Regions from separate parts of the Mus musculus genome. Here region 2 is linked to region 1. Evidence: chromatin loops called from intact Hi-C (ENCODE). Cell type or tissue: left cerebral cortex. All regions are shown on one strand. Each heading gives the region's core, and the rest is flanking DNA. Links, peaks and the distances in the headings are about the cores only. Region 1 overlaps Arl15 (ADP-ribosylation factor-like 15). Region 2 has its middle 64 kb from the start of Gm41072.

Region 1 (16,597 bases), core at 3,118-11,117:
ATTCAGTATAGATAGTAGGCGAGTCCCAATCCATCTGTGAAGCTGATTTGGTGCAGTGGCAATTACAGTCATGAATAAAGCAAATAATTAAAAAAAAAAAAAGAAAAGAAAGAAAGAAAAACAAAACCCTTTTCTAAAATGAGCAAAGTCTATACAAGGGTTGTTTGGCCCTGAAGATTGCATCACTTCAGCAGGAATTCAAATCCTCCCTTCCTGGCCTCTCAGCATCAGATTCTAGCTGTAGGTGTGCCAAGGCATGCAGAAGGACGCTTGTTCTTGAACACATTGTGTGTACCGACTGTGAGATATAGCATACCATCCAACTGGAGTCAGGAATGCTCTCGCTCGCTCCCTCTCTCTCTCTCTTTTATAATCACTTCATGTTGTATTTATGCTCCAATATATTTTTAAGACATCATCCTATATAAGGAAATGTAAGGGAATGGCTCTCTCAGCCACTTCTGGACGGACAACCTGAAGCATTGCTGCTACAGAGAAAGCACTCACTGATTTTGAGTATTTTCTCTTTAAGTCCTTTTGTTGTCTAATTGGAAAGCTGGTAAAATACTATCATTTTCCAGATAAAGTTCTTGGCAAGATTTCTCTCTTTCAATCCCCCTAGGACAAGCCATAGCTCCATGAAAACATGAGTCAAATACATTACAAATTTCCCAGGGAGAATCAACATCTTTTCCAGCTGTTTGGATAGTTTGTCTAACATCTGACCAAAGCTCTCATCTCCGAATATTGCTCTGGGCTTTTACACTTCGACTTTGATTTGTTCAATATTATAATTTAAAAGCTGAGCCAATAGTTTGAATCTTCACTAAAAGACTTTTAACTCTTATCACTTAAAACAATAATATTTTTTTTAAACCAAAAGAAACCAAAAAGTCAGACCATTACCTTAGGCAGTTCTCTTGAACAATGCAAAAAAAAAAAAAAAATCCTTCTGAATTCCATCAAACCTCCCATCCCTCACCCTTAGATAATTTTTCTATTATTAATAAAGTGAAATCTCTCTCAACTATAACATCATAAAGAATTAAAGGTGTTTTGATTGATGGGTTCCAGGTTTCCTATTTTAAATGTCTCCTAGCCCCGGCCAGTTTGTTTTAATTTATTCAGAAGGAATGTATTTGTGATCATTCCAATTAATTTCTTGTCTGTTTTGTCTGGCATCTGTGTGAAACTAGTTATAATAGCTTTAAAGTTTGGCAAGCCGTACAGTAAACTGCCCAAGGTGGGATGGAAAAATTTCAGGGCCCAATTAACAAGCCAGCTTGTTCCCAGCCTATCTACAGGAGATCATCTGTTGCCTCCAGTTGTCTCATAACTGTTAGGAACGTTTGATGAGTGACTCCAGGGGAGAAGGTAAAATGGAGTGACTACGTCACTAAGCATGGGTTTATGGGTAAAGACGGAATATCATTGAAGAGCGTAGTGCCTCTCTAGTTCCCTTCCCCCCCCTTCTTCATCTTCCCCGTCCTCCATGGAGAGAGTGGGAAAAAGTAGGCATTAAGAAGCCTGCAGGAAGAGGTGGACCTAAAATTAGTGGTAGGCCATTTTTGTTGACTCAGCACATATGAGACCCTGGATTCCCAGAATGGGAGAAGGGAGAAAGGAGGGTAGGGCTGAAACTGTATTCAAGGCATCATTCAAACAAAGCATCCATCTTCCGTACCCACCCTAAAATAGGCCAGGCAGCCATGCAATAACCTAATTAAGATAGCCTAATAGCTACAATCAAAACTCATTTACTTTTAACAATTGTTTTGTCTTGATTGATTATCGTTCAACCTTTTTTACTAGAAAAACAGAAACTTGAGATTCTCTGTGGCCACATTCACTATCACTTTCACAGTTTCCTCTCAAGCTTCACCTATGGTTGGAAAATAGGAACTAGATACGTTCTTGAACTTGCACTTCAACATGAAGGCATGTTTTCTCTCAGAATCTGCTCCTGTAAAAAAAAAATGTAAATTTCATCTCAATCGAAGTATTTTAAATGACCCAGCCAGTGTTACCAATGCAGAGTTTTAGCCATGTCGTTTTCATTATTGAAATGACAAAAAGGTTTTTAGAACTTCCACACTTTAGAATACTCTAGACACTTGAGGAAAATGATCAGTGGACTAAATTCAGAGATCATTATCCTATTACATATTTTACTGGATTTTAGCAAGATAGTTATACTTAAAGCAGAAATGTGTGTGTGGTGTGGTGTGGTGGTGGTGGTGGTGGTGGTGGTGGTGTGTGTGTGTGTGTGGTTTGTTTTTGTTTTCTTATTGGAAATTCAGACCAACTTGTTCTTATCTGTTTAGATAACTTTCTGATACGTCAGCATGTGTACCTAAATTAATTAATCTTTCTCTTTGTTCACACTACATTTTGCTCTTGGCAAAAGTGCTGAGCTGACTGTTGTCACATGTTTTTAATTTTTGAAAGGAAAAAAAAATCCATCTCTCTAAGATAGACATGGAAAGAGAAACCAACTGCAGAGAACTCACAGTAAGAGGAGAGCAGTTGAAGGCCTGCCATGAATACTTACCAAAAACCTATGACACTATTTGGCCTCCTCTCCTTAGCTGGGGAATTCAGATTATTGTGTACCTAATAGTGCTTTTGTAAACACTTCAGCATTTAAAAAATATATATATGTGCTGCTGGAAAAAGCCTGCCTGACTTATAAACACATAGTTACTAGAGACACTAGAACATATGCAGTGACTTTTAAAGGCATAAAATGTACTCGAACAATGAGAAAGGGAGTATTAGAGTGTTCCACGTATAAAGTAAGCCAGCCCTTCCCCAAACCAGTCCAAACCAGTCCCCTCCAGATCCTTGGGGCTCTCTCTGGTAAGGAGTAGGGCTCAGCCACATCCTTGATTCATTGGCTTTCTCCTGCTCCCACAGTAAAGTTGAAATTATGTCTAATTTGTCAAGGTAATGTGTGTATTTGATTTGACTATGAATCCACTGTCCTGCTTTCAGCTATCTTAGTGAACTTGGTGTCAATGAAAATGTTTTGGATATTTCAAGGCCGTTGTGAGTTTTTAGCCGTCGGCCTACCCCCCCACCCCCACCCCCAAGTTCAAAACTGCTAGATGTTTTAGATGTCTGTGTTTTCATGGGTTGGACCTTAGATTCTTATAAAGGACAAGGGAAATGGAGAGGAAAAGGCCAGGCATGACATATTTTGCTGACTCTGATACTGAGTGCTTGAAATGTGAGATTTTCAGGCAGATGCATCTTGCTGCCTATATCAGGTTAGTCTGTCTAACTGTTCCCTATACAAAAGAGGCAGCAGCTAAATCCAGGACTCATTGCCTCATCACACTCTGTCTCCATGTCTTGGTTTGTTTTCTGTTGGTTTGTTTTCCTACTGCTGGAGATTGAACCTGGGGCCTTTCCACGCTAGTCAAGTGTGCCACCACTGAGCTATGCCTGCAGCTACAAGATCTTTAAAACTACTGTCACCCTGGCTATCAGCAATGGCTCATTTTCTCTGTCCCCCACCCCGACGACCCCTGAAATCCAGCTCTGCTTCCCACCCCAGCCACTGCTTTATCCACGATCACATCTTTAGCTCCGATTTAGAGGATGCTTACTGGTCCTCTCATCGTCTCCCTCTTTGGCCTTTTATTTCTTTCTTAACATTATTCGGTCCCCATTCCTATTTTTTCTCTGCTTTCACAGCTTCTTTGACACCCTACCTAAGTGCCTGTGGGATGTCTGGCAGGGTCCTGGCATGACGTTCGAGGCACAGGCTTCGGTCCCTTTGTGTGTACTCGTGTCTACCAGCTTTAATTTTCTTTAGGAAATGCCACCAACCAGTTGTGTGCATCATTCCCATACCATGCCCAGTTAGTGAATTTTACCACATCCAACACAGACATAAATCATGAAGCCATCCCAGTCTTGTCAGCCCTGTGGCCAACAGCTGTCATCTACTTTTGCCCCACTTGCCTTGACCTTATCATTTGATAGTCGTATATGTCCTTGTTGTCATTAAAGGGACTATTTGGAGAGCAAAGACACAATTTGAATGATAAATTTATCACGTCTAAGCTGGATTAAGCTGCAATTCAATAAAAGTGGGAATATCTTTGACAATATTAGAAAATGGCAATAAAAGATGAATAATTTGAAATTATCTTAACATTAGTTAACATTGACTGCTAACTAATATTTCCTATTGTACTGAAGACTTTGACACATACAAATTTTAGATAGAATTCCCATCTATAAATTGATTTCTGTTTTCCCGGAAGAGCATTTGCATACCTCTTCATTAGTATTTCTAGATCTGACTATCGTGGTTTTGTGGCAGTATTATATTGCTGGAGCAGGACTCAGTAAGCCAGTGTCTGGTTGGTACACACTCAGGCTTGTTCCACTTTTTCATCATTGTAACCAAGCATTTTTTTTTATGTTTTTTGTTTTTGACTGTCTATTTTCTGAGAAGATTATTGCGAGTAAAATGGGCCCCTTGGAGGGAAAGGATTGCCTAGAACTTTTAAACTAGTTTGCGCAGTAGTTATGATAGGGTTACTACCAGTTTATGGCCCTGTCCTGACAGAATATGAATTTGTCTTTGTTCTCCACAGTGATCATCGTTATTGTACTTTTGGATTGTTTTTAAACAGCTACACAGATGAATAATGTCAGTCCAGTTGTTCTAATTTTAGACAGATTTCCAAAATATTGGGTTATCCAGTTGCCAAACCCACAATGGATGAGAAGCAGGAAATTGGAGGGAAAAAGATGACTTGCTACAGTCAGATCCATTGGCAGTAGTGTGAGATACGGGCAGACAGAGCAACAGTGGGCACAGACACAAGAACACCCAAAAGCCAGAATCCCAAAATGCACAGTGCATGGTCCACTGAATTGATATCCCATCAGCCATTCTCTGCTCTGAGGTCTAAGGCTTTCACTGTATTTCAACGCAGTGCCCCATCTCTGCATTCTCAGTTCTACTGTGGTGGCACAACTTGGGCTAATGACTTTTAAAGCTTTCATTTTTGATCAAAAATATCATAAATAAATATTGACTTCTTAACTGTTGTCTCATTTTCTTAAGTGCTAGAAAAAATATTTATGTGATAGTACAAGATACTTTCCAAGGAATCTTCAAGGTCTGGGCAAAATGGCTACTAGAAGACATGGTGTCTTGCTTTCAATGTTAAGGGACTATAGTGTGTGAAGACAGAATTATATTTTTCTCCTCTAGCTTGGAAAATAAGTCGCAGGTGCAGAAACAGGTTTCTAAAAAGTAGTGCTTCCTATTTCTGGCAAGATTTTTCTCATGAAATGTTTTGCAAACTATTAGGCCTCAAAGGAATGTTGGTTATCAATAAATAACAGCTCCTACATTTTACAGAAAAGACAACCAGTGGGTTTTTTTTTCAATGTAACAGGGTGACTTTATAACGAGTTCTATAGTGTGAGCATGTCAGAGCAGAATTGAGTGTCTGATTGTCAGAGTTGCTGAACGAAGAATGTTTTCATTCTAGAAAAAAAAGAAAAAGAAAAAAGGATTAACTAACTATGAAAATGCCAGCTATGCTAACGACCCTGTCCGTTCTGGTTTATGGATGTGTGTAAAGCCAGCAAGGGGGCTGGGCATGGTGGTGCACGCCTTTAATCCCAGCACTCGGGAGGCAGGCAGAGGCAGGCGGATTTCTGAGTTCGAGGCCAGCCTGGTCTACAAAGTGAGTTCCAGGACAGCCAGGGCTATACAGAGAAACCCTGTCTCAGAAAACAAAAAACCAAACAAAACAAAAACAAAAAACAAAAAGGGTTGCAGTTGTAACTCAACCACGGCCTAACATCCATAAGGACCTGGGCTCATTTCTCAATGAAGAAGAGGGAAATGCCTTTTGCAGTCTTTTTCAACGGTAAAACTCTTTCCAAAAGGAAAGCATAAATAAGGAGTGAGTTTACTCTGCAATGTTAGTTGTTGTCACTGAAGACCCTTTTATAAAGAGAATCTTGGATAAAGGGATGGCAACTGAATTACAGCTCCTGCCAGAGGACGCCGGAGCAGGTCTTGCTTGCTGAAGAGGTGGGCCCTTGTGGTTGCAACCAGGCTCATTGGGGCAGAGGCTTGACCTTTCACAGTTTCCCCAAGCGTTCGTTCTGGGAACCTGGCCTCGTGTGGCTGCCACCTCTCATCTACAAACTTCAGAGAAGAAAAACAATCTCTGGCCTTATATCAAGGGAATCTCAGAGCATTAAAAAAAAAAAAAAAAAAAAAAGACAAATTCCTGCTGTAGAAAAACTGGCCATCTCTTTCCAGGAGCCATGGTAATCAATTATTGAAGATATGAACTTATTCAAGCTACATTTTAAAGTTAAGTTTTCTATCCTTCAGTTTTCATTAGGTATGAGTTTATTTTCCATGAAATTTCATAAATTGGATGAGAAAACAAAGTGAAACTTCTCTGTTGTCAGAAGACTGTATGATTCTCTGTGCTGGCTCCTATGGGGAAATGCTATTTTTCACCCAAAAGCAGACTAACTTCAATTCTTCAGTTCTGGAATAAGGGTTTCAAGATGTATTTTTACCATGCCAAAGTCTGAAGGGGGAAAGAAAAAGAGCCTTGCAAAACCAAGACCTCAATGTGGAAATCTGACAAGCACACTCTGATCGCCTCTCTTGGAGATAACAAGTTCATTGCTCGTTTGAAAGAGGGAAACACATGCTAATTAGTTGTCACTTCCTACTGTCAGGTTATTTCCATCCTTCATTACCTGTTTGGTTTTTTTTTTTTTAATTAATCTTATTTTTGTATCTATTTATTTATTTTTCAGTCTATGTTGTAGGAAGCACTCCTCTGTCTCTTTCAGACATGCTCTGATACTGGAGTCACAGAGGCCACACAGTAGTAGCTGTCGTCCAGATGCATGTAGTACTTTTGGGGGGTTCCATGGTTTGTTCTCATTCCACTTTATTGCTTCCTCCTTATGGATACCCATAGGTATTTAAAGGGCACCCTAAGACTCTCTAGGCCTTGGTCCAATGCAAATGAGCCCATGATAAATGATGAAGTCTATCACATCACTTAAGTTTAACAACGCCCTCAATTATTTTTCATTACTTTTGTTGGGGGCAGGCAACATGTGTCCACTTGACATATACTTCTGGTCGACCCTTGCATGAGGACAATGAACCAATGTTTAGGTTTTGGGGTTTTCTTTTTTTTTTTTTTTTTTACAAGCTGATTCAGATAACGCTTCCAGATGAAACTTACTTCACATACACTGACAACACACTTTCGTGTGGTTCTAATTATAGACCCTGGGCTCACTTCCAGCTCTGGAGATCATTCTCATAGAAGATTCTATAGCTATGAGTATGACTTTTTCAGTGAGTTAATATTGTTTGGTAACATAGGGCTTTGGCTGTATTTTGTTGTCGTTAATGGTAACTGTATAAATTATAGTAGCTCCAGGAGCAAAATACATCCAACAGTTCATATGACGTAATAGCTGTTTGTTTGCGTGCTTGCTTGTTCTGAGGCAAGGTCTTGCTCTATAACCTAATCAGGTCTCAAAACTCTCCATCCACCCACCTTATCTTCACTTCTCAGTTTCTGAGGTTACAGGCAAACACCACTGCACCAAGTTATACCATATACCATACCTTTTAAATTATGAATCTGTGATTTCCAACTGTTTGCTAGAACAAATTATGTAAGCACGTAACAGAACAGTTTGCTAATGCCTGTCAAAAATACAATACTTTTCCATTTTCTCTAGGGATCTACTTGAAGAAATACATCAAACTTTATGCAGAGAGGTGTCTATTGAAATGTTGCTGACATAGTAACAACTCGTGAAAAACCTAAATAGCTCTCAGTAGGGAAGATTAACTGCATTACCTCTGTGCAATAGAATACCATGCAACTCCTGGGGGGAAAAAAAAGTAAAGTCAGTTTCTATATATTGCTGTTAAAATATGTTTAAGACAAAAACGTCAAAAATGGCAAACAGGTTGCAAGAAGTCTGTATGGTATTTGTTAAGTCTATTTTTCTGATAATATATCCAATAAGTTAATATATACAATTGCCCTCTCTTCATACAAAGGTTTGGATTTTTGGAGGCTGTGGACAAGCACAGATACACTGAAGGGTAATTTACAGGGTGGGATTTGGCCGATAGAAAATCATGTGGCATTTACCTTCTGCCTCGTGGCTTTCTCTACTGTTGCATTTTTCAGACGAGTACATGTTTTTATCTCCTGCTTAAAAAACCATTTGTTCTTCAACCATGTGGTTAACAGAACTGGACTTTTTTTTCCTCTCTCTCTCTCTCTCTCATTTTTGTTTTTATACATCACAGCTAACAATAGACTTAAATCTCCAGAGTCAGAGACTTTTTGAGCACCATCCTGATGCCACAAGGGAGAAACTCCACATCCTGACCTCATCTGATAGTCTAAGATACATCTGATAGTCTGACACTGTGATACAAAGTCACCTTGAGGCTGTGTGTCAAGTGTGTGTAAAATACAAATGGATTTGAGTTTAGATTTGCGTCCCATGTCCAGTATCTCATTATTGAAGTGTTTCAAAATTCTAAACTCTCTGAAATCTGAAAGAATTTTAGGCACAAGCATTTTGGAATATTTTAAAATATAATGAAACATTCATTTTTATGATTTTTTTATTTTATAATCGTATTTTATTAGTTTATTTTACTATTATACTCCTTATCCTAAAATTGACTTCTGAAGGTCTGTGATCATACTTATTAATGTCTGTACTTGCCCAAGCAGAAACTGAAAAAAAATTTAAACTGCCCATAGCATTATTTTAAGTAGTAGGACTGTTTTCTGTTCTTGGTTATTGTCCATTCCTTGACTTAGATATACATAGAAAATAAGCAAAGAGCAAATACCAAAAGCCCCCAGATTTGACCCTGTGGAAAACTGACAACACACTTGTCACAACAAGTCACAAGGAGGGGAAGGTGATTTGGTAGAGTTAGGCTCTGGAGCTTAGGAATATTAGTAGAACATATTTACCCTATTATCCTTATTTTTTTTGCATCAATTACCTTATTCATTCCCAGGTAATGAGAAATTGAGATACAAATTCTACACCAAGGTGTTGGCTCCCGAGAGCAAGGAATGCGTTTCTGGATGATGGGTGGCGAGAATGACTTGGATGCTTAGGTATGCATCCCTAACATCATCCCTTAAATGTGTCATCTAGACTCTAAGTATATCAAATGTTAGAACTGTCCATCTGGAGTCATAAGAGGAGGACTGGTTAATGGTTACTCGGTGAGTAAGACACTTGCCACCATGCCCAAAATGTCATAATGAATAAACATTGGAACAGACAAGACTAAAAACTAGCTGGGCAAACTCTTAAACTCTTCATGCCCATGTCTGATGTCAGAGTACTCCAGATCTCCAACTCCTTTAATCTTGGTTGACGGCAGCACGACTCTCTTTGGCTGGTTCCACTCCCTGTTAGCAGCTTTCCTTGGCAGTATCCTGTGACTCTGACATCTCAAGTCTCCAAAGCAACTTAACTTTACAGCTTCTTGTTTCAATGACTGGGATCCATACATGATCTTCTGGGCTCCTCCAGAGGGCTGTCATCACATCTCCAGCTCTGCCCTCTGTCGCACTCTAAGCTCAGGTTGATCTACTCCACTGCTGTTGCTGTTCTTGGTGATCATCCTATGGTACTGGCATCTCCAATACACCGGGAGCTTCCGCTGCAACTCAGCTTTACCATTAGCCTCTCATAGGCTTTCTTCATGGTGCCAACCCTCAACTTCTTTGGGCCATCAACTGCAGCTAAGGCTGTACCTTCACCAATGGCCATCCTTGGTGCCAAGCCTCAGCTGCTCTCCAGGATTCCTTCATGCCTTCAAAACCATCTTGGTGATTCTTATACATTACCAAGACCAGCTGCAGCACGAGGTACAACCTTGGCTATCTCTGGAACACGGTTTCTTTGTGCTCTCAGAAAATGCTTCCCAAATTTCACCTCAGTGATGCTGGTCTCTTCTTAATCGCCATTAATTTCTTAGCTCCAGCTAACCAGCATCAACTGTCCTAGTAGTTACTTCTCTTTTTGACTCTAAAGCCAGAGCTACATGGCCAAAGCTGCTGAGGCCTGCTGCTTGCTGGGGCTGGAACATGGCCCCCTTGTTCTATTATATCATCACCAGCTTTCAGTTTTCCAGCTTCTCCACTGCCTAAGCTTAGTGGTCCTGGAACTTGCTCTGTAGATTGACCTTGAACTCAAGAGATCTGCATGGCTCTGTCTCCTGAGTATTGCAATAAAAGGCGTGTGCCATCATGCCTAGACTTAGTCTTTTCTCTACTTGGAACTTGCTCCATTCCAGACTGGCTTTGAACTCCGAGATCTGCTTGCCTTTGTCTCCTGGGATTAAAGGTGCCTGGACTAAGCTTAGCTTGGTGGAATCTTGCCCCAAGGTCACCACTCCCTTATCATGTTTATCTCCTTGAATATAAGATTCAGCTCCATTCACTTGCTGGTGCCCCTTTATTACTTGAACCATATGTTTTATATGTTTCCTTTCTCAGCTTGCTCCTTTGCATTAAAACGCTCTTCATAAGACAAAACCAGAGAACAAAGACTCCGCTGGGCTTTTTTGGAGACTTCCTATGTCATTGCAATTAATATAAATCTCTTTACCTTAGCCTCAAGGAAATTCTTCAGACAAAGGCAAAAAGCAGCCACAGTCTTCACCAAAATACTACAAAAAACTATCTCTAGAACTTCTGCTCCACTGAAACTTCTTGGGCCAAGTCTGAACGGTTCAAATCACTCTCAGCAACAAAGTCTTCCATATGCCTACTAGGATGGCCCAGTAAGCCCCACTTAAAACATTCCACTGCTTTCCAATTCCAAAGTCCCCAAATTCACATTCCTCCAAATAAAAGCATAGTCAGGCGTATCACAGCAATACCCCAGTCCCTGGTACCAACTTCTGTCTTACTTAAGAGTTTTACTGCTGTGAACAGACACCATGACCAAGGCAACTCTTATAAGGCCAACATTGGGGCTGGCTTACAGGTTCAGTCCATTATCATCAAGGTTGGAGGATGGCAGTATCTAGACAGGCTTGATATGGGAGGAGCTGAGAGTTCTACATCTTCTTCCAAAGGAAGCCAGAAGTAGACTGTCTCCCACATGGCTAGGAGGAGGGTCTCAAAGCCCACCAGACAGTGACACACTTCCTCCAAGGAGGCCATACCTATGCCAACAAGGTCACACCCCCTAATAATAACACTTCTCAGGTGAAGCATGTTGAATTCGCCACAGCATCAAAGCTTAACACTGCTACATATTATGTTACCTATATAGCTTTACAAGCCAGGGCTAGAATATTGTGAGGGACCAAAGAATTTATTCTATATCCATACTGATCGTTACTCCTTTCCTGCCCCCTTAAATCCTGAAAATGTAACTAGAATAATAGGGTTGTTCTTGTGGCTATTGACTCCTTTCAAATATAAACAAACCAGAAAAAAAAGTTCTTCTGCCTCTTCCTCCTTCCCTTGCCCCACCTTGTCATATCGCCATATTGCTTCATTCCCACAGCACCTTAACCATCCATAACTGACCACAGCTACAATCGCTCTAAATTCTGTGCAACAGATTATCTAATGAGAGTTTATCTCCTTATAATCTCTATTTCAAAAAGTCATAGTATCAGGGGACTGGAGAGATGGCTTGGCAGTTAAGAGGCCATATTTCTCTTGCCGGGGCCTTGGGTTCAGTTCCCAGCATCTACATGATTGCTCACAATCATCTGTAACTTCAGTTGTAGGGCCTCCAGGGCTTTCTTCTGACCTCCATAGGCACCAGATATGCATGTGGAGGTCACATAAGTAGCAATATTTGAAAAAAGTATTGAATTATACAACTCAGTTGGTTTTATTAAATAATAGGCTTGCTTTACTTACTGAAATTTTATAATGCAGTTTATAGTAAGTTCCCCTATTCAGTAACATGAACACCTTACATTTACATTCATATATATTTATAGCTTCTTACTGTTTCCAAGACATGGGTATTACCTTCCTTAATTTCTATGAGGTAGTTAGAAAGTCTTCTACTTTAAAGAGAGACTGCTCAGAGCAGTTGAGTAGGTAACTCTCAGGGGATTGCTGAGCCTTGTAATTGGCACAGTGAAGGTTCCAATCAGAGCTCAGTTTTCTCTTCTATACCCCAGCTGTATCTCCTGGTAATGAAGAGTTCAGAACGCACATAAATATTTATAAACATTATGTCATCGTTCTGAACGAGTGGCTCTTACTGTTTTGACTACTTTATGGCGGTGGAGTGGAGCAGCAAGACAGAGGATTGCAAAGGTTCCCGCTACGGCAGTTTTCTATTCCCTCGACTTGGAAAGCTCCCTCTTTTGCTAGCAACAGCATTCTTATGTAACAACAAATAAAGAACATTTTCCTAGCTGTCATCTAATAAAACAGGTCCCGGGATTATTTGTTCTTATCCCATGCTTCCGTCCACCTTGCGACCCTTGTCACAGGTCCCCTTCTTCTGATGCTGGGAGAGCCTGACGCTGTTTCTCATTTGGATGTTTCTCATTTTACACCTATAGAATGCAAATGAAACAGCCATTGGCACGGGTAACTGATTTTCATCTTTCTTGGTGTTTAAAAAACATGGAGGGATTATTTCATGTCTTAAACAAAAATTGCAGTAGAATTAAAAGGGCGATTCCCTAGAGATAGGGATTGAAGTTTGAAAATGAATCACTTCTAACTTTGAGCCAATAAAAAAAATCATGGAGGTGGTTTTTTCTCCTTTCACATTCTTTCTCTCTCTCTCTGTAATGCAACACTAAAACTAGAGAGTCTCATATAAAACAGGCCCAAAGCACGTTTTGTACCTAAGCTAAAAATTACTTTTGTGGCCTTCGACATGCCAAAGGACTTTGCTATTATAAAGCAAGCATAAGGAGAAATCTTTTCAACCTTTCAGAAATTTAAACATAAACTGTTTTTGTGTATGTAAGGACTCGATCCTTTCAGTCTCCTTCGCATACAGTTTCCAAAATCACAGCACAGATTGTCCAAAAGACATTTGTACTAATTGTTCTGTTTATGAAATCTGAGTTTACCATTCCACAAAGTACAAAATATAAAAGAAATATTTTTTTCTTTTATCCAAAGCTAAGAGAATAGCAAGCCATTATATAATGTGGCAGTGGGCAAGGGAGAAACAGTGGTTAATTTAAAAGCATTCATTCAAAGCGCAAACCCTCCATGTGAAAACTAATTTTATCCAGGTCTCTATGTATTTATTTACTGGTATTTTTAGTGATCATCACATCAAAAGTATGTGGAAAGAAGGGAAGTTTTCCAAAAAAGTGTGTGAAGGTATTCTGGTATTATCTAGATCAGTGCTTTTAAAAATAAAGTCCGCAGACCAATGCCAGTCCACAGAATGTTTATGCCAGTATGCAAGATGATAAATATAGACATTGAAAGGAAACATGCAAGCAAGTAGCATGACAACTGGGTGTCTCCAAATATACGATCTTCTATCCAGTGTTGACGTACCTCAGGTCCATGACGGGTGACAACCAGATAACATTCCGCACCGCAGATGCTATCAGAAGCTCAGATCCTACTCAGGGGCTGCAACCTTCTTCTGGAAGAGTCAGAGTGTGAGTGTGGCAGGCTCTGCAGAATGGTCCCAATGACTCAGTTCTGTGAAACCAAAGTGCCGAAGGATACATATGAACAAATGGATATATGGGTATGTTCCCATGAATATTTATAACACCAGTGCTCAATTTCATCCGACTCTTTTTATATGTCACAAAATACGATGGTTGTCTTCATTTTCTCCCTCGATCGTTAAAAAGTTGTGAACATTGTTTGCTCAGACTGCCTTCTTTTAGAACCCAGGACCACCAACCCAGGAATGGCATCACCCGCAATTGGCTGAGCCTTCTCCCATCAATCTCTAATTAAGAAAATGCCCTATACTCTTCCCCACAGCCTAAACTTCTGGAGACACTTTCTCAAGTGTGGCTTCCTCCTCAGATGACTCTATCCTGTGTCAAGTTGATGTGAAACTCGCCAGCACATGCCTGTGTATTCCATGTAGCATGTTTCAGTAAAGCCCTGACCTTCTCAGTGAGTTGAGTTCTCAGCAGTATGGGAGAATGATAGACATAATTATGACACATTTATTGACAGATTATCTCCTCTTTGCTTCTAGATAAGTGTTTTAGGAAATATTTGACCATCAATAACAAAGGGAAGCCAGACTATATATATAAATAAGTGGACTGTCTTAATAAAACAGTATCCAGTTGGAAGTAACAGTTTTATTACTGTAAATGCAGCCATCTTGGAAGTCTACTAGATAAAGACTCTAACTCTATAAACTGGTAGTTTTGGATTATCAGATTGCTTGCAGACTCGTCTCTTTAATTCACTGAATAGCGCTGTATAGGACCAGTTTTATAGTGCTTGATCCCAAGAAAGCCATAGTTCCAATCGCATATCTATAAAGCTACAAATAAATCGGGGCAGATTTTACCTACTCAGCCTGTTTGCTACTGTTAGCTTCTAAAAGGAGTCTTACCTCTTGCTTTCTCATAATTGTGACTCTAACTTCGAGGGAGATGTCCCTAATCTTGGTTAAGGAGGCTCCTAGTGGGTTTCAGGTCTTCTCCTTAGACAGTTCTTTCTCAGTCCCCCAGTCTCCGAGTGTCTGCCTCACTCTCGCTATCTCGCCCTTCCACGGTTTCTGTCTGCTCCTGATCCTTTCGCCTGTGCCTGGTCTGTTTCTTTTCTTTCTAATCTGTTTATTCCGTGGTGGTATTATTGTGCCCATAACTGTTTCCTTCTTTAATCTCTCATCTGATCTTACTCTTCTAACCTGCCTCATCATTGATGTGTCTGTCTATATGTTTTCATTAATTCTGCAGTGCAACGGCCTCATAGGGACTTGGGGCTACATGGAAAGGGCTGTATTCTTACTTCCTTCGCCCCGCCCTTCTCTCACCAACCCCACCCCAACTCCTTCCTTCTCTTTCCCTGCTTAGGTACTATTCTTGTCTCTCTGTTAGTCTTTACTGTGATTTAAGGACTCCCGTGGGGACTCTTTCTATTCCCTGTCATTGATACACTGTCTCCATCTCTCACTTGGCTTTGGTTGACCAGCCCTTGTACTTTATTCAGTGTGAGTCTTTGACCTGAGATCCTGCGTGCTGCGGAAGAGGTGGAGTTAGGGCTTCATATAGTTGATTGCACAATCTGGGCTTTTTAGTGATGTGTTGGAGTCCTGACTGAACTGTGTGCTACATCTGCAGACATGTGTCTCTCTGGAGGAGTAAGCCTGTGGAATCTGTACTCTCTGCCTATGGGTCATTTTTTCCAGTTCTTTGAGGCGATGGCAAAACTTTAATTTGTTTGTGTGTTTGTTTGTTTCTATTTGATTTATCTATGTGTGGAGTCAGCCACGCATGTGTGTGGAGGTCAAAAGACAACTTCGGGGTTTGGTCCTCTCCTTCCACCCCATGGGTCATGCAGATTGAATGCTCAGTGGCAAGCACTGTTACCCATCGCTGAGTCATGTCGCCAGCCCTCATTAGGCTGGTTTTGAAGGAAAAGGCGTGCACAGACCCGTTCTTCCCGTGTTAAAGCTTAACCTCTAACAGCTTTTGTATGGTTTGCTGGGGCAAAGAGAATGTGTATGCCTCAACGGTGGAATTATCAGCCCTCTTCGAGGGAAGGGTATGCTATCTGAGCATCCTCTCTCTGTTCTCTATTCTGACACACACACACACACACACACACACACACACAGATTCAAATCTTACCCCTACACTTCTTCTTGTGTGAACCCTTTGATTTATGGTCAATACAATGGCACTGATACAGACCTTGTTAGCATAAACCCAGATTTGACACGATTGGCACTCAGCTGCCCCTTCCCTCCGTCCTGGCCCTTGTTCCTTATTTCATTAGTTTCACAGTAATGAGATCTCACGTATGTGATTGAGTCTGTTAGTCTCCTTCATGTTCGGTTATAATGGAGTTTGGCTATAATTAATTAGGTCTGCTTGGCAGTGACTCATCACTTGCCTTTCCTCCCCTTCCCCCTTCCCCCTTTCCCCTTCCTTTCCCCCTTCCCCCTTCCTTTCCCCCTTCCCCCTTTCCTCTTCCTTTCCCCCTCCCCCTCCTCCCCTTACTCTCCTCCCCCACCCTTTCTCCTCCTCCCAGGCACATGTCCAGAAAGGGTCTTCACTCTGGCAGACTCTCCAGTCTTTTCTCCAAGCTGCCAAATGCCACCCTGGTCCATTTTTCCTAAAGTGGTGGCCACACGTCATGATTTTCAGGACTAATCAGCCTAACTTACCCATCTCTGGGGCATTTTTTTTTTCTTGGAACTTCCATCCCTTAAAACCACTTTTAAAGATTCTAGTATGATGTTCTTCTTAACTTAGCAAGCAGGTTTCTATTAACTTTTTCTAAACAACCTTTTAATGATGATTTTAAGCTTATTCCACTAGGGTTTAGGGCAAAGATTTTTAAACTCTAGTTTTAATTCTCTT
Region 2 (16,597 bases), core at 4,271-12,270, 170 kb after region 1:
AATTCCCATGGAACCCATGTTAGACAGAATTTGAACATCCTGTAAGACCCTTCAAAACAACTTATCTTTTTTTTTTTTTTTTAAACCTTAAAACACCTTAAGAGTTCATTGGATCCCATTGCAGATGGTTGTCAGCAGCCACTATGTGGTTTCTGGGAATTGAACTCAGGACCTCTGGAAGAGCAGTCAATGCTCTTAACCATTGAGCCATCTCTCCAGCCCCACAACATATCTTTATACTATCTTCAAAGCAATTAATTCAAACTTTCACCATTATTTGCCTATAGGAAGCAGGTAGTTTTTACTTGTTAAGCTCTCTGCCTAGAGCAGCCATCCTGTTATACCATCTCTCTGTGGTGCTCTCTACCTGGAGCCACAGATATTATTAACTAATACCCGTTCATAGCAGGTAATTATCACTGTCCTCTCTACTTGGAGTCAGTGACTAATTTTCCCATCTTAATTCTGAACTGTGGGTAAAAATCCCCACGTGATTCTAGCAAAATCTGTATATAAATCTATCCAAAAAGCAAATAATCCCAATATTATAAATTCACAATATCTGCCCTAAGATGTAGGCAACTTCCATTTTTCAGCGCTCTTACTCAGAGCAGCCATCTTGTTTCTTTCTACAGCAGGAGACCTCAGAGCCCTCTTTCTTTGTTTCAAGGTTCCCGTCCATGAGTCCACGTGACTCCTCCCAGTGCTACCCAGCTACTCACTAAAAAAATAAAACTCTCAGGCTAATATCTTACATTTCTAATGGATCCTTGTCCAACATGTTGGTTCACCACCTGTTGTGGGAAATATTAAAAAAAAAAAAAAAAAACCATGCTATTGCCAGCAGGCCCCAGCAGGCTGGCCAGCTAGGTCCTGGAAGGTAATGGCCAGCCTGTTCTTATTTCATGGAGACTCCATGACTCAGAGCTCCAAAATCTTTCCACCCAGCTCACTAAGTTCCCACCATGCCAACCCCGTGCTTCAAAACTCCCACGGCCTTTTGTGGTACACATCAGGCAAACCCATACTTTGCCATCATACCTTTTTCTCTGGAACCCAGTCGAGCTGCCATATGAAAGGAAAACACCGCACAAACTTAGTTCAGAAACAGTGGTAACTCAGTTGCTAGCACAGCAACTAGAATCCTAATCTTGTAAGCTATATTAAATCTAAATCCTCTGCTGGCGAATCCTGGTGGGTCTGTCACTGAAACCAGGAGACACTCGTAGCTACATCTTGTCCTCTCCTATCCCACCCAAAAAGCCCCTCTCTCTCTCCTGCCTACTCTCTTCCCTATACCATAATATTTTGATGGCTGTTATTTTGTAATAATAATGATAATAATAATAATAAAGAAGGAAGTGTGATATAACTGAACTTATTTTTCTTGTCCAAGGTTGCCTTTCCTCTGGGTCTTTGGTCCTTCCATATGAACTTTGACACATTTGTCCTATTTCTGTGTGGGATGTCATTGGAATGTTGATAGATCGTATTGGATCTATTTATCACTTTGGGTTGAGACACTTTACAATATTCATTCCTTCGTAGGAATTCTTTTATTTGTGTTTCTTGCGTTACTCGGTTTCTAACACATCTCAGTGCACATGCCTTTCACCCTCCATAAGTTTGTTCCTTAGCATTTCGCTTCTTTATCATCAGTCATGTGTTATGTCAGTCCAGCTGATCAAGTATTCCTGCCACTCTATTGGTATTTCACAGTGCTCAGAAACACAACTGAACTTGCTTTCTTACCTCCCCCATCTCTCTCTTTCTGTCCCTCTGTCTCTCTCTCTCTGTCTCTGTCTTTCTGTTTCTGTATCTCTCTCCCTCCCTGCGCCCTATCTCTCCTGTCCTATAACTTTACTGTACTGGCAAATAGTTCAAAAAGGGTTTTGGTTGGTTAGTTTGGTGTGTGTGTGTCAGAGAGAGAGAGAGAGAGAGGAGAGAGAGAGAGAGAGAGAGAGAGAGAGAGAGAGAGAGAGAGAGAGGGATCTTCAGAGTTTCCTTTCTTTTTAGGGGGTTTCTTTATATAAGCTTAAGCCATCTGCAAAACAAAACAATTCTTATTTAGATTGCTTTTGTATTTTTCTTGCTTATGTAGTGGGTAGACATGGGTATGGTAAGAAGGACGGTTTCCTGTCCTGCTCCTAATCTCAGAAGACAAGTGACAGCATGTCGTCTTTGAGATGCTAGCTGTATTTGTGTCATACGTGACCTTCATTATGTTCCCATGCATTCTTTCTATGCCCAGTTTGCCTCGGGTTTATTACCGCTCATTTGTTTGTTTTTGGAGATGAGGTCTCCTGATATTATTCCAGGCTGGCTTTGAATTTGCTATATAACCCAGGCTTGTCTTGAACTTGCAATCTTTCTAACTGAGCGTCACGATCACTGGGAACTGAAGCTTTCTAGCATCATCCCTGGCTTGCTGAGCGGCCGTTAAACTGTTGCATGTGATTTCAGACTGAGTGTTGGCCGTGTTAACCAAACCAGCCTTCAACTTACTGTCCAGCCCAAGCTAGCCTCAAACTCATGTCAATCCTACCTCGGCTCCTAAGTGCTGCCATGACAGGCATGCGCCATTGTGGCGTAGCCAGAGGCTGCATTTTTATCAAATGCCTCTTCTGTTTCTATGGTGATGATCACATTGTTATTTCATTCTAAGGAAGTAATGTCTCACATTTATAAGTTCTGAAATGATGAACAAGTCCTAAATGACAAGAATAGAGCCTGTGAGCTCATGATGTAGCGTTATTTTAATGTGCTGTTAAATTTTAACATTCTCTTGAGATTCGTGTATTCCTTGGAACTACTGGTCTTCTATTTCCTTAAGGTGTTTTCCTGACTCCATATCAGGTCATGTGAGCTTTAAAATGAACTTGGATGTGTTTTCTCCCTTTCTACAGTTCAGTAAGAGTTTTGAAAAGCTTGGCCAATACTTCTCGAGATGGGTCGTAGAATTTACGGATGGAGACATCAAGTGTTGGACTTTTCTTTGTTGAGGAGCCTTTAATTACTGATTTAATTTCCTCCACCATTGTTCTGTTTAGATTTATTTTTTCCATGATTCAGATAGGTTAAATATGTTTGGGAATTTTTCTTTTCTGTGAAAAGTGTGAACAGTGTGCTGGCAATGATTGCTGACGGGCTTCCTCTGATCCTCGAATGAAATCTGTGGTGCTGTTTCCTCTTCAATTTTGTTCAATTTCTCTCTTCTTTTCTTAGTCTAGCCAAGGTTTCTTAATTTTACCCTTTTTTTAAAAAAAATAAGTGGGTTATGACATCATCTCTCCTTTCTTAGGCTAATCTGTGGCTCAGTTTGCTATTTTTACCTTCCTGGGGTGTAAGCTTCGTTTTTGGCATTTCCCTTTTGTTCAGTGTGGATATTTATTATCACTATAAAGTTTCCTCTTAAAACTGTGTTTGCCGCACCCTGCACTGCTGCTATGCTGTCTGTCTGCTCTTATTTGTCTCAAGATACATTTTTATTTCCCTTTTGAAATTGTTTACATATTTGTGTGCATTCCGATTTTCCTCCTCTTACTGGTTTCTAGTTTCGCAATGTTATGGTTAGGAAAGTTATTTAATTCTCCGCAAGTCTATTAAGGCTTTTGTGGCCTAATATGATATCCTGGAGGACGTTCCGTGTGTTGGGGAAGAATGTTTTATTCTCCTGCTGACTTAACAGTCTGGTTATTTTCATTCGCTCTGTTTGGCTTATGGTGGTGCAAGTCTACCGCTTTCTGGCGGGTTCATCTCTTCGTTGCTGAACATTATTATTGCTTGCTGGCCATCTCCCACCAGATTCGCTTTCATTTGTATGCTGTAGTGCCGGCTGCGTGTATGCTCACAACTTTGAACAGTTTTTGTTGTTGTTTTGTTTGTTTTTAATTTTTGAGACAGAGTGTTACTACATAGCCCCAACTGGCCTTGAACTCACAGAGATCTGTCTGCCCCTGCCTCCTAACTGCCGAGATTAAATGTGTGGCTGTTACATAATTTTTGATGAATTGATCCCCAAATTATTGTACTTTTGCTATCTTCATCTCTGTGATAGGTTTAGTAGCTGGTGTTTACTTTTTTATTTTCTGAGACAAACCATAGGAACGACAGTACACTTGATCAACCAATGTGATTCCACACGCTTATTAGGAGTTAAGAGTTCATGTCTCTTCTTTAGCTAGGGGAAAGCCAAGGCTTGAACAACAGTGGGAAAGAAGGATAGGGCCCAGTGGGCACAGGCTGAACCATTTTATCTGACCATACACTTTGATCTTCAGTCAAGACCTTCAGACTAGAAGATCAGATTTAGACCTCTTCTCCCCTCTTTTCTCTCTTCTCTTATCTCTTATCTCCTCTCTTCTCTCTCTTCTCCTCTTTTCTCTTTTCTCCCCTTCTCTCTTCTCCTCTCTTTTTTCTCTTCTCTCTTTTTCTCTTTTCCCCTCTTTTCTCTCTTCTCTCTCTCCTCATCTCTTCTCTTTCTTCTCCTCTCTTCTCTCTCTTCTATTTTACCCCTTTACCTTTCTCCTCAACTCTCTCATATAATCCAGCCTTACTTGTGATCCCCCTGCCTCAGACTTCTGAATGCTGGTTTTAAAGGCTTGCTGAGGTATGCCTGTGACATTTTTGACAGTCTATTTTACCTAAGCAGAGCTACTTTATTCATTTGTGGTTACTATTTCACACAATATTTTCTTTTATCCTTTTGATGAGAACAGAAGGAAACCTAGATGGTCATTTTAGGTTGGGGGAGAGGGGACCTTCCAATACAGCCGTTCTGCTCCTTGCCTTTGATACCTTGCCCATCATGCCTTGTCCGTCATGCTAGCAGATCCATGTTGGTCAGAGGCCAGGAATGGCAATTGATGTTTAAGGGCACTCATGTCCTGGCTTCTCCTTCTCATTTTTCTTTCCCTTTACATCACAGTTCAATGAGCACAGCAGCCTCAGAACTACATGTAATCAGATTCCTCACTGAACCCTGAAGGTGTGCCTACAGTTCTAGCCCAGTCACTAGGATGGGTGGATCAACCAGAGGGACCACTTCCTTCCCCATGACTCCACCCAGAAAGGTCTCATTAACCTCTAGAAAAGAGCCTGAATGGCAGCCCCTTGAGAGCTCTGCTTGCTTGCTTTTAAACACAATAAAAGTCTTCTCTGAAACTTATTCAAGTTCAGGAGATGGAAGACCAGGGAACTACTACTAGTTCTCAGTGGTGATGGTGGCTGTCGATTGTCACAGACCCTGTCCCCTGAGTCAAGCAAGACTCTGCTGTAGCCAGTGACCCTCCCCCACACCCCCATGCTCCCTAACACTCCCCCACACCCATCTCACTTGAGCTTCGTGTTTTTAATGCCCAAGTTTGGGGGGGTGTTGTGTGTCTTGTTTCCCTTTTCTTTTTAACTGCCACATCTTTTAATGCTTCACCCACTGTCTTAGTCAGGGTTTCTATTCCTGCACAAACATCATGACCAAGAAGCAAGTTGGGGAGGAAAGGGTTTATTCGGCTTACACTTCCATACTGCTGTTCATCACCAAGGAAGTCAGGACTGGAACTCAAGCAGGTCAGGAAGCAGGAGCTGATGCAGAGGCCATGGAGGGATGTTCTTTACTAGCCTGCCTCTCCTGGCTTACTCAGCCTGCTCTCTTATAGAACCCAAGACTACCAGCCCAGAGATGGCACCACCCACAAGGGGCCTTTCCCCCTTGATCACTAATTGAGAAAATGCCTTACAGTTGGATCTCATGGAGGCATTTTTTCAACTGAAGCTCCTTTCTCTGTGATAACTACAGCTGTGTCAAGTTGACACAAAACTAGCCAGTATACCCACTCTGCCTTTTGATGAAAGAATTTAGCCAAGTCCGTTTAAGGGAATTAGAGATCGGAAAGAGCTATGTGTGCCGTTCGTGGTTTTCTGACTCTTATGTACTCCTTTGACTCTTTATTTCTCTGTGTTGGCTTGATTTTTTTTCTTTTTGTAACGACAGGTTTTTATTCCATTATATTTTCTGAATGTACCCCAAGCTTTTCTATTATATCATAAGACTTAAATAAAACATTATATATACGGGCAGTGGTGGTGCACGCCTTTAGTCCCAGCACGTGGGAGGCAGAGGCAGAGGCAGGAGATTTCTGAGTTTGAGGCCAGCCTGGTCTACAGAGTGAGTTCCAGGACAGCCAGGGCTACACAGAGAAACTCTGTCTCAAAAAAAAAAAAAAAAAAAAAAAAAAAAGAAAGAAAAAGAAAAAAATTATATATAATACACACACACACACACACACACACACACACACACACACAGTATGTATTCCTCTCCGTGCCTTAAATGCTTGTAACAGTCAATTTTAATATGATATCAACTTCAACATTTCAGCCATGTTTGTGACATCAGAATTTACACTTTTTAATAGTGCGTTTAAAATACTGCATCTGTAGTTATTTTTGGTAACTTTTGCTAGATATCTAGATACCAGCAGATTTTTGAAGGCCAGTGAAGATGGATTCCCTCCTTGTAATCACCAGCTTGTAGACACAAGAGCAGAGGCAGGAGGATTCCACTTGTTCCTTGTAATATAGGACTTGGTGGCCCTATATTACCTGTCACCGCTCCCAAAGCAAATTAGAAGACAGGAATTAGATGAGGAGAGAGCTTTACATCAGGAAAACAGAACAAAGGCCATCTCAAAGCAAAGTTCCCCGTTTTCCAAAAGGGAAGGGTCTCAAGGTTTTCATGGGGGAGATGTGTGGAAGATGTCAGATTCACTATTGTCCTTCAAATCTGACCTCTAGAGGCTTGCTCTGTCTTTGACTTGAAAATGACCTCAGGCCCACTCCCTATGCGCTTGCTCATTAACACTCTTAATTTGGTAGCAGGTAAAGGCAGTGGGAGCCATCCCAATAGCTCTTCCTTATAGGTTCAAATGCCTTGTGAAAGAGGTGAACGCATTGCAGCTGCCCTTCGTGACAGCACAGCTATAGATGAGACAAGAAGTCAGAAGGAGGAAGTCCCTGGAGCTGAGGGACAGCATCGCTGGAGCCAAGGGACAGCTCTTCCTCCCAGACTTTTCTTTTCTTTCTTTCTTTCCTTCTTTTTAGATTCATTTTGGGGTTTTGCTGTAATTCTTTCTAATCTACTAATCTGTTACATGTTACTCATCAAAAGAATGGGATCTGAGCCATGAACCCAGCCCTGGGTAGAGACTCGGCCTTCTGAACTGGCTGGAAGGTCAACGTTTACTATCAGGCAGGAGGCCTTACATACCATAACTTCTCCCTTAAGAGTCGACCCACATGGGACTGTCAGTCACCTAGACATAAAACGTCCCACAGGAATAATGTCTGTTCCAAGATTTAGAAACAAAGCCTACCTAAACACGTAGCTGCTTTTGGCCGTCGCCCACTCAGTCCACTATATCTTGTAATAAACCCCGCCTAGTTTCTGCATTGTGCTGCATACCTCATCTGAATTCTTTCAAGAGACATTACCAGGAAGGGAGGTGAAAGGGAGGCTGGAGCAACGTCCTGGTCCCAGTGAGGGTTAGAACATTCTGAATTTGCGTGGATGTCAACTCTTGCCGGCGAGTTTTGTCTTTGTTTTATGTTGATCATTAACTATCTGTTGCTACAACAGCTTGCTATAAGGCAGATCTTGGGACGGAATCTCTTTTCTGTTATTCGCTTGGGGAAAGCCTTTTCTGTCAGCCGTATCAGGATTCAGGGCCAGCTTTGTTGTGAAGGATTTTGGGTTGGCAGACTTGCCTTTCCTTTCAGCAAGTTTGCCTATACCATCCTGACCTAAGTGGTTTCTGGTGAGAAATCTGCTTGCAGTCTTTGGGGGATTTCCCTTACAAGAAGGGACTCATTTTCTTCTGGCTGTTTTCAAAAGTCTTTGTCATTGATTTCTGACAATGTATTTACACTGTGTCTCCATGAAAACCTTATTTGCGTTTGCCTGGAGTATTCTGGGCTTAGTGTGTGCTCATTCTCTCCACGGACCTCGGTTATTTCTTCTTTAGACTAGGTTTCTACCTTTCTTTTGTCAATTCTCTCTAAAGATGCCTATGTCCCTTAGCTTCTCTTTTGGGCCTCTTAATCTCAGTAATAAAATAATTTAAAAATGAACCTGAAAGGAAGGTCAGGGACAATTTTATTAGCGTTTAAAAGAAAAACAACAGGACAGGCAGGCTGTAGACTTCACAGCTGCCAGGAGAAGAGAGAGTGGGGGAGAGAGAAAGCCATGCAGTTTGCAATAGAGGTCTGCAGGCAGCCACATGACAAAAAGCCTTCAAAGAAATGGCAGATGCCCAGAAGGCCAGGGAAAGCATGCTCTGCTTTTGGCCAGTATTTGGAACAACAATAACAACAACAACAACAACAACAAAACAAAAACAACAGCAACAACAAAGAACAAGGTAAACGCTATGCTTTTTGGAGTCCTAATTCTGAGGTCAGACTAGCACCATGCTGCTCTCTTCAAGTGTCCCCAGCATCTGCACCAGAGAAGTTGTTTCTGGGAAGGAAGGACACATTATTCCATTACAGGATGATAATCTCTTCTATCTCCTTTGGAGCAGCCTGAAATGGCAGGTCTCCTACCCTGGGCAAGAGATGGAACTTAGAGCAGAGCGCAGAGACCCTCACCTTCTCCTTCCTACAGGAATTGGAGTTCCATGGAGTGAGAAGGCCGATCTTCATGTTTCTAGCATTCCCGGGGAATGAGAAGCAGCATCAGGCCCGAGCTCCAGTGGCCCAAGGTTCCTTTCTTCCTCTGTTTTCTGTGTGAGTCTGCGGTTGATACTCTACGTTTTGCTTTCTGTTATTACATTCTCCACCTCCAGAATAGTTGGCTGGTTTCTTTCTAGCCACTTCTCTTTGCTGGGTACCTTGTTTTCTTCGTGTCCACGTAGCTGTCTCGTGATGTTCCCTTGCCGACTGAGCTAACTTAAGATTATTATATTGAGTTCTAGGCCAGGTACCTCGTAGGACTTGTGGACAACCTTGAAAGCTTCGCTTTGCTCACTACTGCTGTTGTGTTCTCTAAAATGTGCATTGCTGTCTTTGTGTTTGCAGAAGCAGGCATTACCCTGTGTACTGATGCCTGACCACTCTGCCCATGGAGAGATTCTAGGGGTCTCTCGGTCCTTATCTATGAATGTGTCCACTTCATTTTTCTGGAGAAAACCGGGGCAGTATGCCTTCTCCCGATCTGACAAATTGAGGTTTGGGTACCTGTTTATTTGTCATAGGATGATGGCCTGGGATATTTAAAGTTGTGTATCACTTCTCAACACTACAGAGTTAACATGGTGACTGGTACCCATGTATAGCACACGCAGATAGCAGAAAAGGATGGGAGCACATTGCTGGGGTCACCTGGCCAGTTAGAGGCATTCTAGAGGTAAGACGTATAAGGATTTCTAGGGAGGGCTCTTAGTGAGGTCCATAAGCCGGTTGATAGATCACCATTGGTTGTTGAGACTGCCACAGTGTTAGATATAATTCAGTATTTGTTGCAGCCTCACTGTCCAGGGTGGAGAAAACTAATGTTGGGATACCAAAACCAAATATTCTTGTTGTTGTATAAACTGTAAGGCAAAAGCAACTTGGCAAGGTGATTATTTTCATGTAACCAGGACACAACTTCACTTAGTTTTAATTCTAATATGGGTGGTAACTGAGCCTTTTCCCCATTGGCTGGGGTCTTCCCACTGTCTAGTTTAAAAAGAATTGGCACAAAGGGTAGGAGGGAATGGGAGATGGAGACAGCTGCTCTGAGCCATCACGTTCCCAGAATGTACGGGGGTCTGTTCATAAGCAGTTTTACCAGGTGGGGGATTTATGAATATTGGCTCTTGGCAGGCGAGCTCCCTTTGATGGAAAAAAGAAACCCTTTCTTACACAGGCATGATCAAAGTGGGTCTCTTCGGCAGTGCTCTATAAAGTTACAAGCCTCTGGTCCTCCCAACCTGCCCTCCCTTCTCATGGCATGGAGCCTGTGGTCCAGATCTGCAACAGGTGGAACAGGTGATGGTGGTGTAGAAGTGGTCAGCCCTGATGTAAGTTGCAGATCCCTACTTTTAAAAGTATTGATAGGTTTTCATGAGAAACATCTTTGATTCTTTTGTATGCTCTTTGCATCAACTTCTAGAAACTTCTTTTTATATTTAACTAGCTACATTAGCATTTTTTCAAGAGATGACCTGCAAGTTTTGGAGGCAGATATTCTGTAATTCTCACTGCCTAGTCAAACTTTATCCATCATGTTTTCAAACTGTTGATTTTCCAACTCCAGCATTTCCTCCAAATTTGCCACTTGGTAGGTACTTGGCGTTCTCCTTTAAAGCAAGAACTCTCATTCTTCCTTTTTGTTCTTCTTTTTGACAGGGTCTCACTGTGTAGACCTGAAGGGCTGGGAATGTCCTGTGTAGACCAGGGTGGCCTTGGACTCAGAGCTATGCCTGCCTCTGCCTTCCAAATGCCAGCAGCACAGATGTGTGCAGCACAAGTGTGTGCAGCTGTACCTGGCTCTGGCACTAGCTCGCCACCATTCAGTATAGTCTCTATTGTCAGTAATGAACTTATGAGTTTCTATTTTCCCCAACAGCAGGTTCATGCTTGTTATGTGGTCTTTTTTTTTCTTTTTCTTTTTTTTTTTCTGTTCAATTTGTCTAGGTTTCGCCAGTAGTGTCCCCTTCAAGTGATATGTAACACTTCCATATATCATTTTTAAAGTTTGTTTTGTAATCATGGTCTCATTATGTAGCTCTGGCTGTCCTAGAATGTATTATGTAGACCAGACTAGCCTCAAATTCTCAAAGATGCCCTTACCTCTGGCTCCTAAGTTCTGTTAAACACATGGGACATTAATGCCAGCTAAATTGTGGTTTTGTTTCGTTGTTTGTTGGAACTGGGTGGCAAACTGAGAACTTTTTAGCTCATATTGTATTGAGCATAACTCAGTCAATGTTTAAGGGGAAGCCTCAGCTAATTTCAGGAAGAAATGCTGTTATAGACTGTGTTACCCAGAATTTCATTACTATAACAAATACCCCAACACAAACGGTTTATAGAGAGAAAGATTATTTGGGTTCGGTTCTGAGGGCTGTGTGAGATGTAATAGGAGCAGAACTGCTTAGCCCATGGCAGAGACATGAGAGGCAGGAAGAGACCAGCATCCTACAATCAACTATGCACCTCCTCTATACTGGGCCATGTTTGGAAAGAATCTTTAAACACGCGAGCTTTGGGAGGGACACACCAGCTCCTGACAATAGCATTCCCCCATCCACAAAAACTCTTGTTCATCTTTAATGCAAAATCTTTGGAGAGTCTTATTTAAGACTCTCCAAAACCTTAACCAGTCTAGCATTGCTCAAAAGTCTCAGCTTTGAACTATAAAGCCAACCAGCCAACAAACAAACAGCTACACACTTCCAAAATGCAATGGTACAGGACAAACATTCCCATTTTGAAAGGAATGGCAATCGCATCAGATCAAAGCCAGTCCAATGTGTGGCATCTGGGCAACACTCTGATGGGATGTGGGATCCTCAGGACACGTGCAGTTTCTCCCTCATGGACTAATTTGCTGCAGCAATGCACGTGGCCACCCTCGTGGGCTGACTGTTCTCTGGGACCTCTCTCAGGAGGAATTTCACATCTCTATTTTCATGAGGTCTCCAGTGTAGTTCCTCACAGCTTCGTGTACCACCTATCAAAAGATGCTTCCAGGGACTTTTCCCCTGTAACACGGTGCCTGGACCACCAGACTTTCCTTCGACAGCCCAGTGGAAGCATCCATTATCATGTAACAACTACATGTTCACTCTTTCAAAATCAGCAGCATGTGGAAGATGCCAAGGTCTATAAGTAGGCTTATACCTATGTATACCTCCAGTGGGTCCATGGTCTTGACAGCTAGAACTTCAGGGAATGTGTTCCCTTTTGTAAGCACATAGTGGCTTGGGGAGGGGTACCTTGAAAATTTGCGGTAAAGTATATTTTTACATCTCTGATCCTGAGATGACTATGGCTTAGCCATCTATTTCTTATTTATTTATTTACCTACTTATCATTTTTATCTTTCTAATTGTGCTAACCCTTTTAACGGGTGCACTTCTCTGACTAGTTTGATGTTACTGCTGAGGTCAAAATGAAAGTTTTCCCTGTCACTCACTTGTTTGTTTTTGATCCCATGTCTTACTTTAAATCTAAGAGCCACTAGTAATTTTCAGGCTACCCCTTGCATCCTCTGCTCCCTCAAAACCTCACCTCTCAGACCAACTAATCCCATCAGCTTTTAACTCAGCTCTCTTCCAGCTTTACACAGTGCTTTCAATAACCTGGGTGGTCTCTATCCAATTCCCCAGACTTCATTTCCCTCAGAAACCTTGTCAACATACTCTTCACTATCCATGTTTATGAAGGCATTCTATTCCTTGGCAGTCACAAAAGTCATCCATTAAGTTCGGCTCACAGGATTCTAGACATTTCTCTGGTTTGGTTGTCTACAACCAAATTGTTTTCAAATTTCTCTTATAAACCAATTTTAAAGTCTTTTTTATGTTGTTTCGAGTGTAGTTATAGAAACAACATTTTGTGTATATGAAGTTCTATTGTGTGTGTGTGTGTGTGTGTGTGTGCATATGTGGAGGTCAGGAGTACAACTTTCAGGACTTAGTTTCTCTCCTTCTACCACGTGAGTCTCCAGAGCTTAACTCAGTTGTCAGGCTTGGTGGCAAGCATCTTTACCTGCCAAGACATCTTCCTGACCTGAGTCTCTCTTCTTGACGTCCGTTGTCTACGTCTGCTGCTCTGTGTTAGTCCATTACAATAGTAAAACACTCAAGACAATCAACTTTATAAGAGAGAAGTTTCCTTCAGCTCACAGTTCTGGGGGTCTCTGTCCTCATCACTTAGTCCTGCTCTGTAGCAGCACACAGTGGTGGAAGCACATGAGGAGGCAAGTACGTGCGTCACATCATGGCGGTGGGATGAAGATGAGGATTCAGAACCATATTCTCTTCACAGCCATTCACCCAGCAACCAGAATCTCGCTCACTCTCTTCAGGTTTCAAGTATCTCTCAACAGCATGGGAGAGTCAAGCGTTTACAAAAGGCCTTGGAAGAGCACTTGAGATCAAAACCATAGCACAGACCAGATTCTCACTGCAGACTGGATTGAAATTGTGTTTTGTTTTGTTTTATTTGTTTTGTTTTTGTTCTGTTTGTATATTTTCTTGTTCTTCAATAGATAACATTAAGAAACTATTGTGTGTATAAATGTACTAATGTCTATGTACAAGTAGATCTACACATGTATGTTATTTTTTAAAATAAGTTTAGTTACTTTTATGTAATTCCTATTTCATACCATGAAACTTACTTTCTCTCTTCCATATTTGTAAGACTGTCTCAGTTAAAAAAAACCAAAAAACCCCAAAACCCCCCAAAACCAAAAAACTGGCCATCTCAAAATAACAGTGTACTTATTAAACCAATTACAGTGTATATGCAAATTGGTTTCTCATACCATGGTATAAAGAAATCATACTGAAAAGCGAATTTAAGTATTTGTTTGAAATGTTCTCCAGTCATCCAGCCCCATCTAACCAGGCATATAAGGTTGAATGCTGTGTTCCAAGTGACCTGAGTATGCTTTTCCCTTTACTGTGGTTCTGGTTTCATTTAAGGTACACATGGGATCGTTTCTCTGTTTGCTTTATATTTTAGGGCTTCTTTCTTCTCATATTTGATTGACTTTTCTTTAAACATGCAGTATGTTAGCCTGCTTATAAGAGTCAAAACAACACAAAATTATCCATAGAGAGGCATCATTCATCTCCACGTCCCATTGCTTGGCTCCCATTCATCCCCTGGAGGTCAAGAATTACACTGGGTTCTGGTTTTGCCTTCTGCTACACAGAAAATAGAATTATGTGTACCTATCTATATGTGTACATGTATATGTACCTATCTATGTGTGTACATGTATATTACCTATCTATGTGTGTATATGTTCCTATCTATATGTGTACATGCATATGTACCTATCTATATGTGTCCGTGTATGTGTGCTACATCCACTCCAGTGAAGTCTGCTTGGTAGGCCTAAAAGCCTGGAAACAGTCACAAGGCAAAGAGTTTCATGGAAACTTAGCCTCCTGGAACCTTGGCATTCCCATAGCCCATATACTCAAACCCTGTCCCCGAGTTAATCTAGTGTATGGATCTGTGTGCTTTCTTGTATTATAGGTTCTTCCAAGTAATGATTTTACAAATACTTTAATCAGGTTGAATTTTACTCCCTGGTCTTCACCAATGTCCTAGGCAGTCCTTGAAGCCGACCCTGAGCTTGGAATTCAGTAAGAATGTTACCTATTCAGTAACTTTCAAATTTACTTCTAGTAGAGACAGTAAAACTAATTAGGCATTACAATATACTTGAATAGATCTAGAAAAGCTCAGGGCTAGTCTACATAGTAATTACTTAGGACAATAGCGGAGTCACACCCAAATACAGGAATACACAATGACCTAGGAAATAGGTGGGTTAGTATTATTCATGAAAGGGTTAGTAGAATTCCCCAGGTACAGGTTTTTCACTAGGCAGCAGAGGACTAGCATAATCAGGTATTTACTAAAGGACCCCTGATGGTGGGTTTAACAATAGACTAGCATTGCATCAGAGCATTCACCTGGCTGCTGTGTTTGGCTGATCTTAATTAAGGGTTGTTCCTATTCTCACTGGTAAACGTTATGTATGCATCTTTTTTTTGTGTCAATGTAACTTGGCTGATGTATTAATTTGGAGGATGTATTTGCCTGGCTTTCTTATTTATTTATTTATTTATTTATTCTGTATAAAAAGTCTGGTTTTTGCTTGGAGAAAATGCATCCAGATACAGCACTCCCTTGTGTTCATATTTGTTTGTCATTTCTCCCAGACTCCACGCCCGCCTGTAATGGAACCCCGAAATTTTTTCCGCAGGTTGAGGGAGGCTGACTGGGGCTGGTCTTCGGCATATGTGCACTGATCTATATGTGTATGTGTATATGTACCTGTGTGTGTGTGTGTTATGTGTGTATCACCAGAGACCTGCTGTATTGCAGTTGTCTTTTTCCTAGAGATTATTCCATATCAATATGAAAAGCTTTCCTCACTTTTAAACAGGTAGGTAGTACCTAGGCTTTTGACAGTCCATACATAATTCAGTCATCATATTTATTTATTTAAGGTTTTGCTTTTAACTAACATATTTAGGGTGTGCAGTGTGATATCTGATTACAGATACAGACGGTGAAATTACTATACCATACTAACTCATCAGTTAGCTCACAAAGCTTCTTCTAGTTATTTTGCAACAATAAACTTAACCAGTCACTTTGTGACTTATTCTTTTCTAATTGTAACTTTCAGCCTGTCAATAAATTTGAATAGCTTCCAGTATTTTTTAAATACCGAAGTCACTTTGTGTATATGTGCGTATACATTTTAAATTATTATTTTATGAAGTAACAGTTACAAATTTGCTTTACTGTGTGAATCATAAATTTAAAATCAATTAAAGCTAAGAAGCCTATCTTCATTCAGGCTTCAGAGAAATTCATTAATGATTCGTATGAGCACTCCCTCCTTTCCTTACGGTCAAGGCTTTGATCGGTTTGCAGTTTATTCTTATGCATGGTGCAATCAAAATTTCCCTAGTAACACTCAAAGGCTGCCTTTCCCTCCAAGTGTTGGGAATGGTGTCTTTATCATATACCAACTTCTGTTGTTTTTAAACAAAATCTCAAACGTTTGATTTTACCAATAAATACTTGAGAGCTAGATGTTATGGTGAAAACCTGCTAGCTCAGAGGCAGAGAAAGCACACAGATGACTTTCTTTTTCAGCTGATGTCCCCAAAGAATAAAAGCTCTCCTTCTCTACATCCTCTCAAAAGACCTTTCAAAGAGAATGTCCCTCCCTTCTACTTCCTGTGCACCTCTCTATCCATCCTCCTGATGTCCTTTTACTCTCTATGGCTTTCCTATGTTCACTTCCTGTCAAATGGGGTTGCTGGCCCTGCCTCTTGACCTATGGTTGACTTTATTTAATCCTGCCTACAATAAGCAAAAAGGTCTTGGATTAATGGTTTGTGTTAGGGCTGAGCCACACCACAACTAGAAACAGGTTTGTCCAGTAAATAACACAATCTCAGGGTTCACACTGTGATCAAATATCCTGCAACCAATCTGTATGTGATGGATTATCTGCTGAATTTTCTCATTCTTTATGATTGGCCTATCTATTCATATTCCAGTGGTGAACTATTTTAATCTAGTAGCAATATGACTGACTCCCTTGGCCTGTGTGTCCCTTTTCTCTAGGTATAGAGATAGGATGCAGCCACAAAGGGGAATTAATGTCACAAAGGGACTCAAAACCAGTGTTCAGAGATGGCAGTATAGAGAATAGCCTTCTTAGGCTTTATGGTTTGCTTTTCCATAGTTAATGGTCTTCCCCAGGGGAGAGGAATTGTAGCTTCTGTGATGTACGGGTGGTGAGGGGGGGTGGGGGGGACCCAGGAAGCCTTGCTTCTGAGACACTGCC

The links. A loop is a pair of places that touch in the nucleus more often than their neighbours do. Peaks named below come from ENCODE experiments on the same cell type or tissue, not always from the same donor. Only the 100,000 strongest peaks of a DNase experiment are listed, where the experiment ranks them.
Region 2: a loop joins it to region 1, with 17 times the contacts of the local background. A loop is called at or near these places in 1 of 42 quality-filtered maps.

Annotation. Positions count from the first base shown.
Region 1 is chr13:114,094,047-114,110,643 of GRCm38, forward strand. All of the region lies in intron 4 of Arl15 (ADP-ribosylation factor-like 15), which reads left to right. Among named protein-coding and RNA genes, the nearest start is that of A430090L17Rik, 49 kb to the right of the region's middle. In left cerebral cortex, for the core only: no CTCF peak of the experiment used is centred there; DNase peaks (open chromatin) are centred at 6,575 and 7,316.
Region 2 is chr13:114,264,379-114,280,975 of GRCm38, forward strand. No RefSeq gene overlaps it. Among named protein-coding and RNA genes, the nearest start is that of Gm41072, 64 kb to the left of the region's middle. In left cerebral cortex, for the core only: no CTCF peak of the experiment used is centred there; no DNase peak of the experiment used is centred there.